2 separate regions of the Homo sapiens genome follow, and region 2 is linked to region 1. The links are chromatin loops, found by intact Hi-C in ENCODE. Cell type or tissue: PC-3. All regions are shown on one strand. Each heading gives the region's core, and the rest is flanking DNA. Links, peaks and the distances in the headings are about the cores only.

Region 1 (10,812 bases), core at 1,044-9,043:
CCCCCACAAGCCTCCCAGATCATTAATTGTCAGACAGTTGTAATGCTTAGCAAGGTCTTGTCTTACTATTTGAGAAATTCTCTTCATGAGTCATGAAATCATCAGTAGAAAATAATTTTTCTTTCTCATGGAGAAGCAGTCAATGATTGCTATCTAGTCTTAAATAAGACACCAAAAATGCACATGGCCCTACAAAAGGATAGACCACATAGCTTCAAAGACTGAGAGAAACACATAATGTCAGCAACATAAAGCTCCTTTTCTTAGAGATTATGTGTGTAGTGCTTTTATATTGTAAAATATAATGTAAAAGAATACAGAGAAACATATAGGAGTTTTCTCTGTAAAAGAACAGAGAGAGAGAAACATATAGCACTTTCCCAAATGGGAATTGTGCTTGATGTCATTAGGGGCACACAATTTCCACCCTGAATGAAGCAATGTAAGTACATTCTGTGCCCACCCACCTCCACCCTGAATGAGTGATGATCAGTAAAAACACGTTAGCAGAAAATGTGTTTCACATGGGTCAAAGACCTAGACTGATGGAGGAATCACCATCTTTTAGTTGTGTCAACCAGAGAATATAACCTGATCAACAAGCAGGAGAAGACGTGAATGGAAGAAGTCAGACAAGGAATAAAATACTGCAGCCCAGAAGTGACACACATTCCTTCCTGTACTGTTCCATTGGTCAGAACAACTCACATGGACTACTCAGCTTCAAAGGGGAAAAATGCATTCTTCCAAGTTCTGGGAAAAATAGACATGGATGTTGGTGATCTCTGGTAATGACTCCTTAACATCTCCCAGAGAGCTTTCCTTTTCCAAGTTAAGCATTCCTAATTTCTTCAACTGATTTTCATACGACATAGTTTCCACAGCCCTCATCTTCCTGATTGCCCTCCTATTTTGGTCATCTCTACTTTGAGTTCTTGACCAGCACTTGTAAATATGTGAATTTTATGATCATGTTGATATTCTGAGAAGAAAGGATGCAGTATTCAAAGTGGTCAAACTGAATAAAGGAAGCTTAAAAGGATCAGTCAACCTGAGAAAGTTTAGAAACCACCACTTTAGTTCTTCATTATTACCTTCAAGGGTCATGCTTAGTGATACAATTTTAGCAATGGTCTGACCACTAGCGAATACTACTGTTCTGTTGCATGTTTTGATATGAACAAAAATATAACATTTCTATGAAAAGAGCCTAAGATTGCATTATTGTGACAAAATATTGGACTACAGTGAGTTTATGGGCAACTAAAACACCCAAGGGTGTGCCACTTGAACTGCTGTCAAGATAAGCATCACGAATCTTGAACTTATGCAAATTCTGAGGGTTTGTTTTAGTTATTTCTCTTAGATCTCTTCTCATTTTTACTTGCTGTAGGCTCAAAGTTCACATCTTGTGTTGGCATGGATTTGGTGAAAAGGGAACACTTTTACACTGCTGGTGGGAATGTAAACTAGTACAACCACTGTGGAAAACTGTATGAAGATACCTTAAAGAACTAAAAGTGAACTACAATTCGATCCAGCAATCCCACTACTGGGTATCTACCCAAAGGAAAAGAAGTCATTATATGAAAAAGACACATGCACACACGTGTTTATAGCAGCACAATTTGCAATTGCAAAAATATGAAACCAACATAAATGCTCATCAACCAATGAGTAGATAAAGAAAATATGGTATGTATAACCCATGGAATACTACTCAGCTATAAAACAGAATTAAATAATGGCCTTTGCAGCAACTTGGATGGAGCTGGAGGCCATTATTATAAATGAAGTCACTCAGAAATGAAAAACCAAATGTCATGTGTTCCCATAAGTGGGAGCTAAGCTATGAGGATGCAAAGGCATAAGAATGATACAATGGATTTTAGGGACTAAGGGAGGAAGGATAGGAGGGGGAGGAGAATAAAAGACTACATGTTGGGTTCAGTGTATACTGCTCTGGTGATGGATGCACCAAAATCTCAGAAATCACCACTATAGAACTTATCCATGTAACCAAACCCCACCTTTTCCCCAAAAACTACTGAAATAATTTTTTTAAGGTTCACATCTTGGTAAATGGTTTTTAGTCCTAATCCTGTTCTTCACACCCATATTTGTGTTTTCTGATCACCAGCAGACATAGATTCCTTTGAGGCAACTACACAAAACATTGGACAGCTGAGTGCAAAGAACTAAGCCACAGAACATATCACATAAGAACTTCCTACAGGATGACACGATTGTGGTCATCAGCACACTGGATCATCTCCCTGTTCTGCATCTATTCTCAGGTTCATCAGTGTTCACGAATGTGCTTCCCTCCCTAACATGAAGCACTTCCCTGCTCCTCATTGAGTGGCCCTTCCACTGCAGTGAACAGGTTTCTGATCCCACCGACAAAGTTCTCAGTTGTTGTGGGAAGTCAGGGACCCCAAATGGAGGGAGTGGCTGAAGCCATGGCAGAAGAACATGGATTGTGAAGATTTCATGGACATTTATTAGTTCCCCAAATTAATACTTTTATAATTTCTTATGCCTGTCTTTACTGCAGTCTCTAAACATAAATTGTAAAGATTTCATGGACACTTATCACTTCCCCAATCAATACCCTTGTGATTTCCTATGCTTGTCTTTGCTTTAATCTCTTAATCCTGTCAGCTGAGGAGGATGTATGTCACCTCAGGACCATGTGATAATTGCATTAACTGCACAAATTGTAGAGCATGTGTGTTTAAACAATATGAAATCTGGGCACCTTGAAAAAAGAACAGGATAACAGCAATTGTTCAGGGAATAAGAGAGATAACCTTAAACTCTGACCACCGGTGAGCTGGGCAGAACAGAGCCATATTTCTCTTATTTCAAAAGCAAACAGGAGAAATATCACTGAATTCTTTTTCTCAGCAAGGAACATCCCTGGGAAAGAGAATACGCGCCTGGGGGTATAGGCCTATAAACGGCCCCCCTAGGTGTGCCCGTCTTCTATGGTCGAGGCTGTAGGGGTGAAATAGACCCCAGTCTCCCATAGTGCTCCCAGGCTTATTAGGAAGAGGAAATTCCCACCTAACAAATTTTTGGTCAGACCGGTTATTCTCAAAACCCTGTCTCCTGATAAGATGTTATCAATGACAATGGTGCCCGAAACTTCATTAGCAATTTTAATTTTGCCCCGGTCCTGTGGTCCTGTGATCTCGCCCTGCCTCCATTTGCCTTGTGATATTCTATTACCTTGTAAAGTACTTGATGTCTGTGACCCACACCTATTCACACACTCCCTCCCCTTTTGAAAATCCCTAATAAAAACTTGCTGGTTTTTGCGGCTTGTGGGGCATCACGGAACCTACCGATATGTGATGTCTCCCCTGGACGCCCAGTTTTAAAATTTCTCTCTTTTGTACTCTGTTCCTTTATTTCTCAAGCCGGCCGATGCTTAAGGAAAATAGAAAAGAACCTTCGTGACTATCGGGGCAGGTTCCCCGATACTCAATGATAACCTTCAGTCTGAATTGAATTCTTTATTGTTTTCTTTGTTTTATCAAATTTTCTTTACCTAAAATGTGTTCTTAATATTAATATTTTAATCACAGCTTTTACACCAAATGTGAATTCAGAAAAGTTATTTAATGACTCTGGAGCCCATTTTATTCACCAATAAAGAGATGGTTGGACCAGAAATCTTAGGGCCCTTTGCAACTCTACAAATGTAAGATTCTCTGAATTTTTCTGGATATTTTCTTCTGAAGAGTGAAAAAGTTCCCTGACAGAATTGTAAAAATCCTATGACAACAAAGAAGCTAAAGCATGAAGAGATAATGGGATTTTCCAATTGTTGTGCATAGCCCATTGTAGAATCAGGAACATAACCTCACCCTGTATGCATTCCCTCTAGAAATAATAGCACTTCATCCTCTTGCCAGACATTAAAATGCCCTTATGTACCACCTAATAATAATAACTGTTTAGTCCTGACTTAATGCCGCCTATCAATACACATTACATTGGCCTATTAGCTTCAAAACACCTCACAAGGTTAACTGTGTAATGATTCAATAACATTTATCTAAGGATCAAAATATTATTATATTATAATACAGAAAATAATAGGGATGTTATGCACTTGTTATAGCTATTCAACAAAAATAGAAAAATAGAAAATGTACAGCTGTGTTACTCTGCTTCCCCTTGTATGAAATACTTATCCCAGACAATTGCTATTCTCAGATTAATGACATCCGATTTTACTTAAAGTGTTGACAGTGGTTTCCCTCCTTCCTCATTAGGGTCCTGACTGGTCACACCATATGCCAGAGGGCCTCATATATGAAGTCATTGGAAGCCATTTACAGGTTTCAGGAAGCTGAGTTTCTTCCAAGATGAGAAGAAAAAAATCTGTTTTACCTTGTTATTTCAAAAAACATGGCCTGGAGCTCAAAGGAGTAGATAGCTTAAATGCATTGCATAATGTGTTCCTTGTTAAGAAATTATAAACCCTGTGCCGAACATACCAGCCCAGCCACTGATACCCCAGAGAAAACAGGAGTTGTTTTCAGGAAGAAGTTGAACTGATCATTATTTTTCTGTCTTCTTGCCTCTGATCTCTTCACTTTACACAAACATTCCCTGTTAAGTAATTTATCTGAAAAGAAAATATAAACACACCAAATAATTGTCTTTTTACTTCAGTGTAAAAACAAGCAGGCATGTTGCTGTCTAGGTTTCAGAGCCACATCCTTCTCCATCTCCAGTGACAATGAGGCCCCTTTGAGTTGAGTATTGTTTTTTCAATTTCTTCAGGTTTTCACAGATGAAAACGTGAGTCATGTAGAGGAAGTCAGTCATTTCAAGAGCCTCTGTAAATGATTCATCCCACAAATCTTTCTGGAACCAGTTAACTCTTTCTGAGGGAATGGACAAACATTCCTTGCCAACCTGGGCAGAAACAAAGTTCTCAATTATCATTGTTACCAACTGAAAAAGCAAGAATGGCTTACATATTGAGACTCTCAATAAATAGTTGTAGGTGTATTGGCTGAAGAATGTTTATTTATTCAGTACCTACTATATTTCCAGGACCAGGGTAAATAATTATAAAAGATAAGACATGGCATGGGGCTTCAGGGAATTTATTATACACCTTGGGGGAGCAATGACATATTTAATATAATGGGAAATCAATATTAGGAAAAAAATCACACTTTAAAAGCCTTGTAAAATAGACTTTAAATTTTTATAGATTTGGAAAGAATATATATATATATATGTTAGGGTGGACATTGAATGAAGGCTTTGTTGAAAAAGTAGATATTCAGCTTCTGTTCATTTATTATGGGTTACAATACTAGGGTTAACAGGTTAGCAAAAATCTCAATGGCTCATCCAGCATTTATTTCTCACTCACATAAGTGATATCTGAGGGTTGGCTTCAGTTTTGTTCAATGTTTTCTTTACCCGGAGACCCACGCTAAAGTAGCAGCCTTATTTTAATCTGCTAGTAGAAGGAAGAGATAAAAATAATGAAACCACATGATGCTCTTGAAGTGTCTTCTCTGTCCTAGCATGTGTTACTTCCATATTCCATTGTCCAAAGCAAGTCACATGGCCAACCCAACCATTAATGAGGTAGCAAATATACTTATCCTACTGGGAAGAGCACAGCAAATCACTTAGGAAAAAGTGACAATATATAATCTTCTTAGAGGGAGCAAATGATGCAACAATAATACATTAATGTAATTTAACAATACGATACTGCAATCTACCAAGAGGTATATATGTATGGAATATGGTTTTGCACAAGGCAGAATGGAGGAAGCTCATTCTGGTGGTAGGTATTTCAAGAATATCTGGGTCAAAGTGTATATCTATACTGATTTTATCTGAGCCTCCCAAAGAGCCTTCCAAAAATACTGTAATAATCTGCATTCCCACTAAAAGCGTATAAAAGGATCTTTTCAATCCTATTTTTTATGAACTGCTCAATGTCCCAATTTGTGAGGTACAAAAAAATGTTAATTTATGTTCTTATTTCCATTTCTCTGGTTAATGATGAGCATTTTTCATATGTTTTGTGGCTATGTATATTTTTCATATTCATATGCTTTAAGAACAATGACCTTTTCGTACGGAAAGAGAATTTATACAGTCTGTTAAAATTCATTGTAATCTGCTCAGGGGCAGGTTTAGGCATTGGATACAGGGGTCAAGGATGTATACCAAGTGAAGTAACAACATCTTTCTAAAATTAGGGATTATTTTTTGAGTGGTATGTGTCAGAACTTCCTCTGTTTCCTTATTTACTTCCAAATATCACCCCGCTACACACACTCAACTTACTTACCAGACATGGAAGTCTGGTAGTAAGACTTTTCATGGAAGACATGGAAAGACCACCTGGGATGAAAATCACGGATTTTAAAATTCGAAATCCTGGCCATGAACATAGTATATCTGATCACTGAGATGAGGATGGATTCCCCTATCTTTGGGGGTTACTAGAATGCTGATCTCCTATGACTAAAAATCACAAATCATTCTTCAATGCCTTTCTCAATTCTCTTACATTTTATTCTCTCTACTCCAACATTTTCAAAACTGTTTTTCATGGAACATTAATCTCATAACATGCTACAGGTTAAAAAAAAAAAAAAAAAGAAATGAAGTAAGGTTATAGTCAAATAAGGTTGAGAAATACTATGTACTAATACTATCCTCAAACTCACAAGCTAAATGACCTTGGGCAAGTGACTTTCTTTCTCTGACTTTAGTTCCTACATGTGTAAAATGGTGTGATAATAACAGTACCTTCCTCATGTAATATTAAACTAGTTAAATCTTGCAAAGCACTTAGAATGATGCCTGGCATATAGTTAGTGTTTAATCTGTTTGTTATTATTATTATTATCATTTTATTAGCATTAGTAGTAGTGGTAGTAGCTGCATCTAAAGGCTCTGAAAAAACTTTGCAGCAAATAAGCTTATTTAACATTGCTTAATTCAGATTATTTCTCATTAATTATTTTTTACTTAAGTTGGAAAATACCATTCTTCTTTTATCTGAATCTTCAAATAGAAAAGGAATAGCTGGGGGTCGGGGGACACAGAGACCATGGTCAAGGTCAATAGGAAAAGCCATTTGGTAATTTGTGTTTAATCATGAGTTTTCCCTCAAGTGCCAGCCCAAAGAACAGCTTCTGCCTCTTCTGTAGGAGAAGAGACACTTGACACGCCCTGTCCACATGCAATGTCAAGCATTACAATTATCTCTGTCTGCTACCATGTAATAAAAGGAAAATTAAAAATAACTTGAGTTCCTGCATTTCATGTTCTTCTTCTCGTATCCAAATATAACTATTTCTGAGCACATTATGAACAGCAAATAATTCTTGCTGGAAAATTTCAAGAGGAAAGAGATGATCCTTTCCCTTGTCATGCTCTCAGTGATAAATAAGGCACAGAATTCTATTCTCCAAGGGTGAGATCTGACTTCTTTTGTTTGGAAGCCAGGGCGGCATTAAATGCAACATTTATTTCCTTGACATCAACAACAACTGCATGAAATTGCTTGTGCAGGACACAGACTTGCCCTACCTGCCTGCTCTTGCAGTGTTCGTTTCATAACAAGTAAGTATGCTCTGTCCTTAGCAAAAAGGAGAATGTCTCAGAGGCCACTCAGAATGGGCCACCAGGCTGGCCCCAGTGCATCTGTGTCACTGAGTTCACCCAGATACTCAAGAGGCCAACCACTGCTTGCCAGCAGGGCCAAGTAGATACTGGGAACTTGGGACCTCCTGTGCTATTCAAAGAAGGTAACTGAAAAAACTGAATTTTTTCCTTTATCAGAAAACACATGAGGCCGGGAGCAGTGGCTCACGCCTGTAACCCCAGCACTTTGGGAGGCCGAGGCGGGCGGATCACGAGGTCGGGAGATCCAGACCATCCTGGCTAACACGGTGAAACCCTGTCTCTACTAAAAATACAAAAAAATTAGCCAGGCGTGGTGGCTGACGCCTGTAGTCCCAGCTACTCAGGAGGCTGAGGCAGGAGAATGGCGTGAACCCAGGAGGCGGAGCTTGCAATGAGCCGAGATCGCGCCACTGCATTCCAACCTGGGCGACAGAGCAAGACTCCGTCTCAAAAAAAAAAAAAAAGAAAAGAAAACACATGAAATATACATTTAATCAGGGATTTTAATTTATTCAAACTATAAAAATCACTTTTGACAAGTATCTTTTTAATTTGATTTTTAACAGTAAGTAAATATATAAGGATTATTAAATATTACAAACTAAACCAGAAACTATCTGATTAACAGCTGTCAGTATTCCTCAAAAGTAAAGATGCCCTAGACCTAATGTTGATGGTTGTCTAAGTTTAAAATAAAGGAATGAACTCATGTATCAGTTTTCTATTGCAGCTATGACAAATTACCAAAAACTTGACAGCTTAAAACAATACCCACTTATTATCTCACAGTTCTCTGGGTGAGAAGTCCAATACACATCTCACTGGCCTAAAATTAAGGTGTCAGCAAGGCTACATTTCTTACTAGAGGCCCCAGGGAAGAATCCACTTCTAAGCTCATTTATATTGTTGACTCAGCTGAGCTCCTTTCATTCCTTTCATTTGTAGAACTTGGGACCTCATTTCCTTGCTGACTGTCAGTGGGGAACTGCCCTCTCTCCAGTCCTTACACATGACCTCCCTACATCTCAAAACCAGCAATGACAATGCATCAAATCCTTCACCTGCTTGGAATCTGACTTCCTTCCCGTCTCTCTCACTCAACCAAAGAGAGTTTTCTGCTTCTAAAGGCTCATGTGACTATATTAGTCCAACACAGATAATCCAGGATAATCTCCCTATTTTAACATCTGCTACCTTAATTACAGCTGCAACGTCCCTTTTGTCATAACAAGTAACATATTCATAGGATTAGGAACATCTTGGAGAGACGGGGGCAGCATTATTCATTCTACCATAACTAGTGTTAATTTAAAGGTAGACTGCTTTGCTCTTCAAGAGGAAAACAAACACACATTTTACTATAGGGAGAAAGCACATTGTTTTGCTGATTTTGAGACCATTTTTCTTATCTTATTTGGACTTAATTATCAATAGAAAAGGCCATGCTTTAGGTGTTGACCTCCCTTAATTGGCACAGTTTCCTAGTCATCCAGATGCCTCTATTCACGGCAGTTTTAGTAGACATATAATTTAGGGGCCAGGCTTTAGCCCACTGAGAGGATAATCACCACTCTGTCATGATGAACTCTCCTCTGGGAATTCTCCAGTTTTTTTTAGGCTGAACTCTATCACAACACAAATCCTTTTTCAAAGTCTGTAACAATCACATTTCTATCACACACCTTTCATCACTACTAGATGGAAGGTATATGATGGCAAGTTTTTTATGTCTTGTTCACCATGAATCACCAGTGCCAAGCACAGTGCCTGGTCCTAAGAGGTGTCCAGTGAATTTTGGTTGAGGAAAAGGATGAATGAATGAATGAATGAATGAACGAATAAACGCAACAGTTTAAGGAAGAACTTGGGTAGAACCAATGAAAGTAAACTGCAAAAAAATTTTCATAGACTGTGAAACATTTGATAGACCAAATGGGTCCTGAAAGATTTCAACCAGATTCACAACTTGTTTAAAAATAAGAGTATAAACTCATTGGGATGAAATTTGCATTGCTGAAGTTTTAAACTTCCATTTCTATCTTAACATACATCAAAGAGTAGCTGAATCAATTCCTAGGTCACATCTACTGCACAATAACCATGTACTCAATAACCAAGTAAGTTGAGTCAGAACTCAATAAGGCCAAATTTTCAGATTTTACTAACTAAAATATGCAATTAATTAAATGGCCATACTTATGGCTATGATTTATTAGAGAGGACACAAAGCAAAATCAGAAAAGAGAAAATGTCCAAAGGGCAAAGTCCAGAGGAAACCAGGTGCAAGCTTCCAAGGGTCCTCTCCTAGTGGAATGCCAAATTCCCCAGCAATTACTGTGACAATATGTGTGAAATGTTGTCTACCAAGAAAGCTCATCAGAGACTTGGTGCCCAAGGTATTTATTGCAGCTGGTCATCCAAGTACCCACTGCTTAGCATGTACTGAAATTTCCAGACTCCCAGAGGAAAGCAGATGTTTAGCACAAACCACATGGTTTGCATGGTTTAGACAGTGAGTCACTCTGGTCAGTTAGTGTGATGGGAACCCTCCCAAAATCTAAGTTCCCAGATGCCAGCCAAGGATCATCCTTGTAAGCAGGCCTTTCAAAGGATAATAGCCAGGGCTGCTATATTAACAGAACAATAATAACAATATTCTACACAACATTGTAGAATTTCTATAAATGTCTATGATTTTCCACCTTCACATGCTGAACAACGTATGTTTGAATTTCCCATTGTTCCTAAAGATTTGAGTCTTGCATATACTTTGAGAATGATTGCTGATGCTGATAAATAAACAGAGAAGCATTCACAAAGAAATCTTCATGACAAAGTTGGGTAGCATTAAAATACTGATAAATTTTACATTGAGTTATGGAAATAAATCTGTGTGGCATCAGAAAAGATGAATATTATGGCATTAATAGGTAGCTCTGAAATATGTATCAATTTAAATTCAATAATGAATATCTCTCGCTTAAAGTGATATATTTTTATGCTGGATGTCTGAAGAAACATTTAAGAAAATAAACACTTATAAAAAGTATATGAAGAAAAAAGATCGTGTAAAAAAAACGAAATATTTTAGATTATAAAAGCTAAAATTTTGAGCAGCTAATT
Region 2 (10,812 bases), core at 1,894-9,893, 130 kb after region 1:
GCTCTATTTAGTTATTTTATTTTGTTTTTTTATTGAGGTGAAATTCACTTAACACAAAATTACCCACTTTAAAGTGAACAAAATAGTGTTATCTTTCTTGATATTTTAAAGCCTAGACTGGCTAACCATGCCATACCAGTGCTAAAACTGAAAGCTGCAATCAGTTAAAATGTTTTGTATTTTATGTTATGTTTATGCCAAATAAAAAGTTCAACTGATTTTTTTTTCCATTTAACTGACTATATTAGATACAGTTGACTCAAATTGACTGACTATTCAGGATATGCTTATATAACACTAAACTAACAGATCGACCAGAGGAAAAACAACAGTCAAGTCAATTGTGTTCTCATACATTTAGCTAATGAACATTTTAGTCTACCATTGTGCTGTCTTAGAGATATAAGTCAGCAGTCATTCCATTGAACCCTAAGACCTTCACAAAGAGTACTGTGCACTTGCTCACAGGACTTGACCTTATTATCTCCATCGTCACTCGGAGTTTGCAACATGGCTTTGACAACACTGTGTTCAGCTTTTCTGCTTCTGCCCAGGGAAGAATTATACCATCATATTTGACTCCTCCATATTAAGCATGAGCCTAGGCAGTGAGTGGCAAAATTGATAACATTTATATAAAGTCTGTTCTGTGGAATCTCCAAATTTGCTAATCAGAATCTTTCTCCTTCTTTGTTATAGTCTGGATGACCATTAAATTTCTGTATCTCTGCATGCTCAGGCCTGGATGCAAGCTCCTAAACCTTTCTCAACTCCAATTAACCTAGTGCTTTATGCCCAGTACCTTCTTGATTGCTTTTGATAATATAATAAACAATTCAGTACTACAAAGTCAAAGGCTGTTAACAAATGACACTTCACATTACTGTTGCACTTCAGCCTCAGAGACACACAGGGGGAACTAGTGAGAGGATTCTCAGACATCTTTCTAGGTTTGGGGCACCTACTTCCCTTCTGTGCTCTTGTAATAATTGTGGGCTGTTACCCTGATGAGGCAGATCTTGAGAATGTGTTTATTTTAAGCTTAAGAAATTACAAATGTTATTCCAAAGGAGGAACTTTCACTCCAGAATCACCTGTGCAGCTTTTCAAATGAAAAACACCCATGCCTGTGACCCACCTCCAGGCACCTGTGGATTTTGAAAGCACCCAGGTGAGTTTTAGCCACAGCTAGGGTTGATTTCTTCTTGAAAAGTTCTAGTCATTAGATGATTACTGAGGACCAACCTAAATCTTAAGTTCAATGATGTGCAATTAAGCATTTATCTTGCCACAATCATGAGAGAAAATTACATCTCACAGTCTGCTCTGTTAGCCTTTTCTAGGACCCCATGAATCTTGGGCAAAGATTTTTAGTACCAAATGTGATATCTGAATTTTAAATCCAGATTTCATTTTCCTCCTAATATTCACCATTGACGAATGAGAGGTTGAGATCTTAGTGACTCCACTCCATTACTGAAATGAATTGAAACGCTTCAAAAAAGCATCCCCTACTAAGCCATCAATAATGTAAAAACATGTTCCCTGTGGATTGCAAAATAGATGTCTATTTCGATGGGAACATCCTGTGTGGCTCTTGTGTGGGGGGGTAGACTCATTTAATTAAGAGAGCTCCTCATCTCTGTCAGAGCAAAGTCATTCCAAACTCGCTCAACAAATCTTAACAAGAGCACGTCTGCCACCCAGCGTTCAAAGCCAGCATAAAATTCTGTCAGCATTCAAAGAGAAGCAGCTCCTCTATTTCAATTTTACTTTCCATAGCTAAAGTCAATTCAGGAGAGTAGGGGTAGGCTTGGCAGTAATACAAAGAGGTATTATGTTGATGCAAAACCTATAGAAATGCAAACATTTGCACTCATTACTTACTCACTTACTGGATACTATGAAAATCAATCCAAAACATCGTGATTCATGTGCCTGATGCTCATTCTCATTAAATTGGCTCCACAAAATTGGCAACCAGAAGTACGTAGGCTTACAGAGCCCACGCTTGGGGCAAGCAGCTATATGTGGTGACTCCATGCATGTTTATAAACTTGAAAAATGTTGCTCTTCATTGGCTGATGGTAATTTACATTTCAAAGAGGATAATAGTGAGGACTGCCATATTTTGGTGCTGAAATTCACATTTCACAGAATACAATTTACGTCAGAATGTTATGTCACTACAAAACGCCTCAGGCTCACAGCTCACTGAACTAAATAACTCTGTCTCCCCAGGTGATGATGATCAAGACTTAATCGCTCATCTAGTTTTTCTCAGCTGGAAATTAAACCTGAATTTACTTACAAGGAGTTGTTGAGGAATAGCTGGGACAGGCAAGAGTAAAAGGTCTTGTGGAAGCAATGATGCGGATGTATCTTTGCAATATAATGTCCTTTCCTCCAGCCAAAGTAAGAACCATGTTATAGCGAAAAAGTCTACGGATGGATCACCAGGTAAAGGATTCAGAGACAGGAGCCTATGGGGATAACTAGCACATTCTTCCTCATGGTCTCACCTCCAAAATGCAGTATACCCTCTTTGCAGTCTCCAAGGTTAAACATAAAGTATCTATGACCCATTGGGAGCAAACAAAAAATGGCCACCATGGGAATTTATCCAGCCACCACTGTGAAAGTGGTGTAAACCTGACCCTTCCACTAGTTGCATACTTGGCCACAGAGGGAACTAGCAGGCCAGCTCCTGTGCTTATCTACATCATTACTCCCATTTAGAGATAGCACTAGCTGTCTCACACCAAAGTTGTTGCTCTTCCCAGTACCCTGCACAATCAGACTGGAGGGGTCTAGAGGTCTTCCAGACATGTGGGGAATTCCAGCTCTCTGTTCATCCTTGGCACCGCAAGCAACCTTGGCTGTAAGCACTAGAAAAAAAAGACTAAAAACTCCAAAGCAATGTGCTTCAAACATTAGACTTATTTGTTGATATAATATGGTACCAGCACTTTCCTGATCTAAATCCATATGAACAAGAAGTCACCTAAGATTCTTTGTCTCAGGGCAGGATTTTAACAATAGCCTCTTAAGTAATATCCTTCAGGCCATTAGTGCTTCCTCCAAATCCATTATGTTCTAAATACACTTTTCTACATACCTACTTTACCATGATACATTCATGCTTTTGCATTTCTCTGGTCGTCTAGAATAAAATCCATACTGCCTACTGAGGTATTTGAGGCTTTTCTCAATCTCACCTCCATCAAGACATTCAGGCTTTTCTGATGCTCCATTTCATGAATCTTCCTTTCTAATCAGTCACATATGTCTACTTACTAGAAAAATTTGCTGGCTTACATTCTTCTGCTCCTTCACGGCTATATGCCTCAAATCTGGAGTGCCCTTGCCAATGCTCCCTGCTTGTCCAGATGTTAACCATACTTTTCTAGTCTCAGTTTTTAATCTGATCTCCTTTATGAGAACTTCATCATGTTAGCTGTCACTGATGACTCTCACAACGGTATTCCTCCAGCCCTTATAGTCAGCATCAGTTGGTAGAATGAGGTGTGCGTGTGTGTGTGTGTGTGTGTGTGTGTGTGTGTGTGTGTGTGTTCCCATTGCACTGAAGCTCATTTGGGGCAGAAATATTTCCAACTCAATTTCTTTTTTTTTTTTTTTTTTTGAGACAGAGTCTCACTCCATCATCCAGGCTGGAGTGCAGTGACATGATCTCAGCTCACTGCAACCTCCGCCTCCCAAGCTCAAGCGATTCTCATGCCTCAGCCTCCCGAGTAGCTGGGATTACAGGCATGTGCCACTATTCCTGGCTAATTTTTGTATTTATAGTAGAGACAGGTTTTTGCCATGCTGGCCAGGCTGGTCTTGAACTCCTGACCTCGAGTGATCTGCTCCCCTCAGCCTCCTAAAGCGCTTGGATTACAGGGTTGAGCCACTGTGCCAGGCCCCAACTCAACATTAAAATACATTTATTGAGAATCTACTTTGTGCCAGGCACTGTGCTCTGCACTATCTTATACTTCTTTTAACCCTCAACACAACATCTGATGCCCAGCTGGGCTTAAATTGTGTATTCAAGTAATATTTCTAGAACAAAGAAAAAATGAACACTATTTGAAGGCATAATCCATGTCAAGCCCTGTAGTAGATGTTTCTATGTGCACTGCTTTATTTAATCATAAAAACCACCCTAGAGGGTAGGTATAATTTTCCCATTTTTGAGGATAAGAATCTGATATTCTAAGAACTTAAACAATTTACCAAAGAACACCTAAAAACATGGCCAAGTTCAGATCAAAGCTAGTGGATCCTGTCTCCAAAATATGTTATACTCTACAGTTGTCTTGTCTTTATCACAGCTAAACTTTTCCTCTGTCTAAACTGGCTAGCCATATATAGAAAGCTGAAACTGGATCCCTTCCTTACACCTTATAAAAAAATTAACTCAAGATGGATTAAAGACTTAAATGTAAGACCTAAAACCATAAAAATCCTAGAAGAAAACCTAGGCAATACCATCCAGGACACAGGCATGGGCAAAGACTTCATGACTAAAACACCAAAAGCAACAGCAACAAAAGCCAAAATAAACAAATGGGATCTAATTAAACTAAAGAGCTTCTGCACGGCAAAAGAAACTATCATCAGAGTGAACAGGCAACCTATAAAATAGGACAAAATTTTTGCAATCTATCCACCTGACAAAAGGCTAATATCCAGAATCTACAAAGAACTTAAACAATTTTACAAGAAAAAACAAACATCCCCATCAAAAAGTGGGCAAAGGATATGAACAGACACTTCTAAAAAGAAAACATTTATGCACCCAACAGACATATGAAAAAATGCTCATCATCACTGGTCATCAGAGAAATGCAAATCAAAACCACAATGAAATACCATCTCACACCAATCAGAATGATGATCATTAAAAAGTCAGGAAACAACAGGTGCTGGAGAGGATGTGGAGAAATAGGAATGCTTTTACACTGTTGGAGGGGGTGGAAACTAGTTCAACCATTGTGGAAAAGAGTGTTACAATTCCTCAAGGATCTACAACTAGAAATACCATTTGACCTGGCAATCGTATTACTGGATATATACCCAAAGGATTATAAAACATGCTACTATAAAGACACATGCACACGTATGTTTATTGTGGCACTATTCACAATAGCAAAGACTTGGAACCAATCCACATGTCCATCAATAATAGACTGGATAAAGAAAATGTGGCACATACACACCATGGAATACTATGCAGCCATAAGAAAGGATGATTTCACGTCCTTTGCAGGGACATGGATGAAGCTGGAAACCATCATTCTTAGCAAAATATCACAAGGACAGAAAACCAAACTCCACATGTTCTCACTCATAAGTGGGAGTTGAACAATGAGAACACATGGACACAGGGAGGGGAGCATGACACACTGGGACCTGTTTTGGGGGTAGGAGGCTGGGGGAGGGATAACATCAGGAGAAATGCCTAATTTAAATGATGAGTTGATGGATGCAGCAAACCACCATGGCACATGTATACCTATGTAACAAACCTGCACATTGTGCACATGTACCCTAGAACTTAAAGCATAATAATAATAATAAAAATTTTCCTCTGCCTTTTTCCCCTGCCTAACATAAGCATTTAGATAAGTTGGTAAGAGATCCCATGAGAAAAATCTTTCTTCTTTCAAATAAATGCCATCTTGTAAGGAGAACTTCTCCTTCCATCACCAAACTGTGCAGTAAATTAGTGCATCCGAGTTCAAGTTACAAACTAGATGATGCAAACTTGTTATAAAATAGTGATATAAATTTAGGTGCTAATACTATGTTTGAATCTTTAAGAATGTGGTAGTAGGAAGAATTTTTTTCTAAAAGTTAAGCCTACAGATTTAACTACCAGATTACAGAAAACTTGGGGGTCTAGGGACAAGCCGAGCAACACCTTGAAGAATCAATAAGCCAAACCCAAAATAGGGAGCACATTATTGGACAAATGACCCAATTTGACAATAGATCAGCAGCCCAGAAGTCAGTAGCTAAGCTAGTACTGAGCCCAGGCAGTCTGTAGTTTGCTCTAAAATCTGGGCTTGTAACCTCTACACTGTGTATAATGTTGTATTTCTCCCTTGACGGTAGTAGAGTCCTTAGCCCAATAGAAAAAAAAATTTTATATATATATATATATGTATGTATGTATATGGCAATCTAATGCCATTTAAACTTAAATTAGAAACTGAACAACTTCACTTTTTGTCTCCAAAACAGTCATTTATAATGCCTAGCTATTTCCCAGTAGTATAAATACTGCTGACAGCATGACTCAGTGCCATGACGAGAAATTAAACCACAAAACCATTCTTAGGCGACCATTACTGATATCCGCAAGCCTGGGACGGTTGCCATGATTCTAACAATGTGTGTTCACTATTGTCTCACGCCACACTCCTTCTGGTTATGCAACATGACCACTGTACAATAATTGAATTTCCTTTCTACTAGGTTGAACAATATCAGTAATAATGCATCCAGATGTTGATTTCAACATCTGCAAGCACAGTTTGTAAAGCAGTTTAAGACCATCTAATTTAAAAGTCAGTCTAACCATTGTCTGTGGTTTTAAACTCGGATGGATTAGACTATTTCCTTCCAGCAGACAAAATGTATTTCTGCCATGTGAATCCCTTGAAAAAGCTTTAGGAAGATGAAGTTCTCAAGTTTAAGTCATGGTTCCCACACCTGACTAACCATCAGAACTTCTAGGTCAGATTTTCAAAAACACAGGCTCCCAGCCTCCACCTTAGAAAATCTGAATCTGAGTATGATTTTGGTGAGGCCCAAGAACTTGTAATTTTTTTAAACTCCCATGGATTTTGATGGCCAGCTAGGTTTCAGATGCTCTGCTTCAGAAAACAGGAGGAATCCCTCTCTTTCTCTTTGTTCTGTATTGGTTCATGAAATAGAAACTTCCACCATCAATTTTACCTTAAGTAATAGTGAATCTGACAGCCATTTGTTCCTCTTCTCCTCAATTCCTCCCACCCAAAAGAAGAGAAATAATTTGCCCCAACTGGGGAAGCCAGCGGAAGGCCCCTGAGCATGCATAGTTTGTCCTCTGGAGTCTGGTTATTGCTGTCTACCAAGCAGATCTCAGAAGTAGAGAATCTTCTCCAGTGAGCTCCTGCTTCCATACTGGAAGTCTTGAATTGCTCTGTCTTCTAGCCTTCTCTCTTGGCCCTCTGACTCTTGTTTATCTGAACTTGAAGGGTTACAAGCACACTGTGAACTTCCAATTGTCTGGAAAAGAAGCATCTACCTTATGAATATGAACCTAATATCCTCTACATGCAATTCCCATGGTCTTGACTTGGGTGCATGTAAAAGGAGTTTCCTATACAGGCCACGAAATGGATCTTGCTGTGATCTGAATCTGTGCATCTCCCACCTATCAAATTTCTATATTAAAACCTAATTCCCCATGTGAGAATATTTGGAGGCCTTTGGGAAGTGATTAGGTCATGAGGGCAGAGCCCTCATGAATGGGATTAGTTCCCTTATTAAAAAGGCCCCAGAGGGTCCCTCACCCCTTTCATCGTGATACAGCAAGAAAAATCCATCTGTGAACCAAAAAAGCAGGTCCTCATCAGACACTGAATCTGCTAGCACTTTCATCTGGGAATTTCCAGGCTCCAGAGCTGTGGGAAATGTTGTTTATAAGCCACCTGATTTATGATATTTTGTTATACCAGTCCAAATGACCTAAGAGAATCCTGCATTTCATTCCCATCTGGTTCCTATATCTGCTTCTCAACTGGCTCCTCCAGATCTCCTAATTCAGACCACCTGGCATCGAGCCAAAACACATCTGCATGGTCCCATGATTCATTTGACCATCCATCAGGAAATGGTGCACAAGGAGCTCCAAAGCCAATAAAAAGTTAGAGCCTCTTGCCTGAAAGCAGGCAAGAACTTTGTGAACGGTGTCCTTTGGACTGCCTCTGACAAACCTCGCCGGTGGCATCAGCAGGTCTAGATTACAAGATGGAGTAAAGCAAGATGCATGGGTTAGAAATATTAAGATAAGGCAATTGCAGAGAACAAAAGAAAAAAGACTTTCCCTCAGTTGTCTCTAATCAGTAGAGCTAGATTCGCTAGCACCTGTAGAGGGCTAATCCTCCTAACTCTTCTTCCCTCTCTTGCTAACACACACGCTCACACATGCACACATACACAACCCTCATTTATAAGACTATACCTGTGGCTGGGTCACTTTACCCAGAAAAAAACACATGTATTGGGCAAGTTAATTTTTCTGAATGTGTTTCAGTGTGAATTTTATATATAATAATTGTACAAAGAAGTAGCAGCTTTTCCAAAATAATTGCTGTGAAAAATACTCCACACTCCAGTTTCCTATCAGCTTTCTTTATGCAAACCCCATTACACTGCAGGTAGAAATATGTAAGTAATTTTGATGTTGCTTTAGAAAAGGGGTCCAGGTGTTTTCAGTTTAAAGATAAATGCTCTTTATGGAACCAGGTAGAGTTCTCATAAAGAAGTAAACGCACTTTTCAAAACTCTTCAACCCAAATTTTGTTGATATTGTTACAAGGAGTTTCAGAGTGGACTGGTAGAATAGCAACGAGAAAAAAAGATAAAACAAACCACTATACCAGGAATCAACTCTGATGCTAAAAGAACTAACAGCCTCCCAATTATCTACCATCAGAGTTTAACACATATGCAATCAACATGCATCAAGCTTGAATTTGCCAACTTGAAATTGATTATAATTCACACAGTGTTTTTTTTTTAATTTGCCTATGAGGGAAAAAAAGGCTTATAAAAAACCAATAGCATTAATAGCATATATGGGAGAATGCTTCTTAGAAAATAAAAAGTGTTCAAATGCTTTTTAGAATTATTTTGCAAAAAGTAATATTCAATGAAGCAGCAAATGTTATTGTCTCATTATATAAACAAACATTCCTAGGCTATTCTTTAACAATAAAAATTAAGGAAGGTACTAGTGTGACTTCAAAAGTGTGTCTCCAACCATAGTGGCTATTCTTTAACCCATTCTCATTCTTTTCAATGGCCTCCTACTGATCAGCAGTGCTCATCTGTCAGGACAAACAACCCTGACATAGAGTAAAGTTAATTGACCAATATTTAGATGGTCCTGAGCTGGTGAGAACTGTGCCCTGATTTGGTTAGCATAGAGTCCTAATCAAAACTAAACATAGTTATAAGTAGCTGTTTGCCCACTTTTAGAGTGTCTATTTATATACAAACAATGCAACTGTAATACACTTAGACGGGTGGTTTCATGAACTTTTCTATTTGTGGTTTCATTAAAGTAAGCATTCTAAGAGGCTTTCAGTGCAAGTGGGCGCTTGAAAAATGCAATTGAATTCATTTACAAATTTTTGTTCAAATTTATTCCATTTATGTAGACATTACCACCCCCATTACCACTCATTTAAAACTTAAATTAGCGACATGGGACTATCATGTTGAGTTCTGAAGAATTCCCTCTATGAAATGCTTTTTATTAATGACATAAATTATAACTGTACTTTCCTTGAAGAGCAATTATGTATTCTCCACCTTGCAACTTATAGTTAAAAATAAGCTATCTTAATGCATTGTATATACACATAAAATATTTATCAAGGATCACCAAGGATTTGGTTCTGCCACTTTTTAAATATGCTTCACATCAAGGGCTTTGATATTCTTAAGTTATCTGGCAAGATGACATCCCAAGCAAGGTATGATTTAATCAGATATTTGGAAGTCATTCAATTTCATATAAGAGTGAAGGAAAGAAAACACATTAACTGGCAAAGAAAATGCATTTTCACCTGTAAAAATATTGATTTGCTCATATGAATGATTTATATTACCAGCAGAAATATCTAATTTGGACCCTTAGGGTCTATTTTGCACTATAATTTCAAACACGTGAATGTTAAATTCTTCCAAGTTACAAATTTATTCTTCTCTTGCGTCAAAAATGTATTCCTCTATGTGATTTTTCTCAACTTCAGCACAAACAATTTATTGCTAGATGCCTTTATAAGACAGCAGAAAATATGCTTACCTCTTTTATATCCTTTTAATCAGAAATGGACTGGAATCCATAGGGAATATTTAGTCATATTTGGAGGGGAGAAAGTTAAACTAACTTGCCATTTTCTTATGAAAACGTCGAGAAAGGAACCCTTCTAAATAACTTATGTTGTTTGTTAAATCTCTCTACCTAGAGAGAAAGCCAATAATTGAATAATGGTGATAAGAAAAACATATCCTTATGTGTTTTCTGCATGACTCATAAGAAAAAGGATTAAAAAGGAAAATTCTTATCCCATAGTCACAAGAAACAGGACAACACTACCCCAGTATTGTCATTTGTGGAGGGACCTCCTTGGAAGGAAATCAGCATCCTCATCCATTGCAAGATAATCTTCAGTTATAGGATTCATATAGTATTTTATCACAGCCACACTAAAAGAATTATGCTATTTAAATTACAATGTATTTTAATATTTTTATATCTTAAAGATGGATGTTGATGGCTGTCTTTTTAGCCCACCCCCTTCATTTTACAAATGAGGAAACTAAGGCCTAGGGAGGGTAAATGACTTGCTCAAGGTTACAAAATTCATGCTACAGGGGGTAGCGAACTCCATGTCACCTGGCTTTTAATCTAAGATTCTCTCTAAGTCATGCATCTGCTAACTCAGCTAGCTAGCTTGGGACAAAGGATCTAGCCAACATTTATTGAGGGCTTACTATGAGCAGAGACAAGGAAGCCTATGTGCC

The links. Hi-C counts contacts between places; a loop is a spot of excess contacts. Peaks named below come from ENCODE experiments on the same cell type or tissue, not always from the same donor. Only the 100,000 strongest peaks of a DNase experiment are listed, where the experiment ranks them.
Region 2: a loop joins it to region 1, with 4 times the contacts of the local background. A loop is called at or near these places in 3 of 110 quality-filtered maps.

The regions. Positions count from the first base shown.
Region 1 is chr10:58,019,010-58,029,821 of GRCh38, forward strand. No RefSeq gene overlaps it. Among named protein-coding and RNA genes, the nearest start is that of IPMK, 240 kb to the right of the region's middle. In PC-3, for the core only: no CTCF peak of the experiment used is centred there; a DNase peak (open chromatin) is centred at 4,852; H3K27ac peaks cover 2,241 bases.
Region 2 is chr10:58,151,196-58,162,007 of GRCh38, forward strand. No RefSeq gene overlaps it. Among named protein-coding and RNA genes, the nearest start is that of IPMK, 110 kb to the right of the region's middle. In PC-3, for the core only: no CTCF peak of the experiment used is centred there; a DNase peak (open chromatin) is centred at 6,366; H3K27ac peaks cover 625 bases; H3K27me3 peaks cover 923 bases.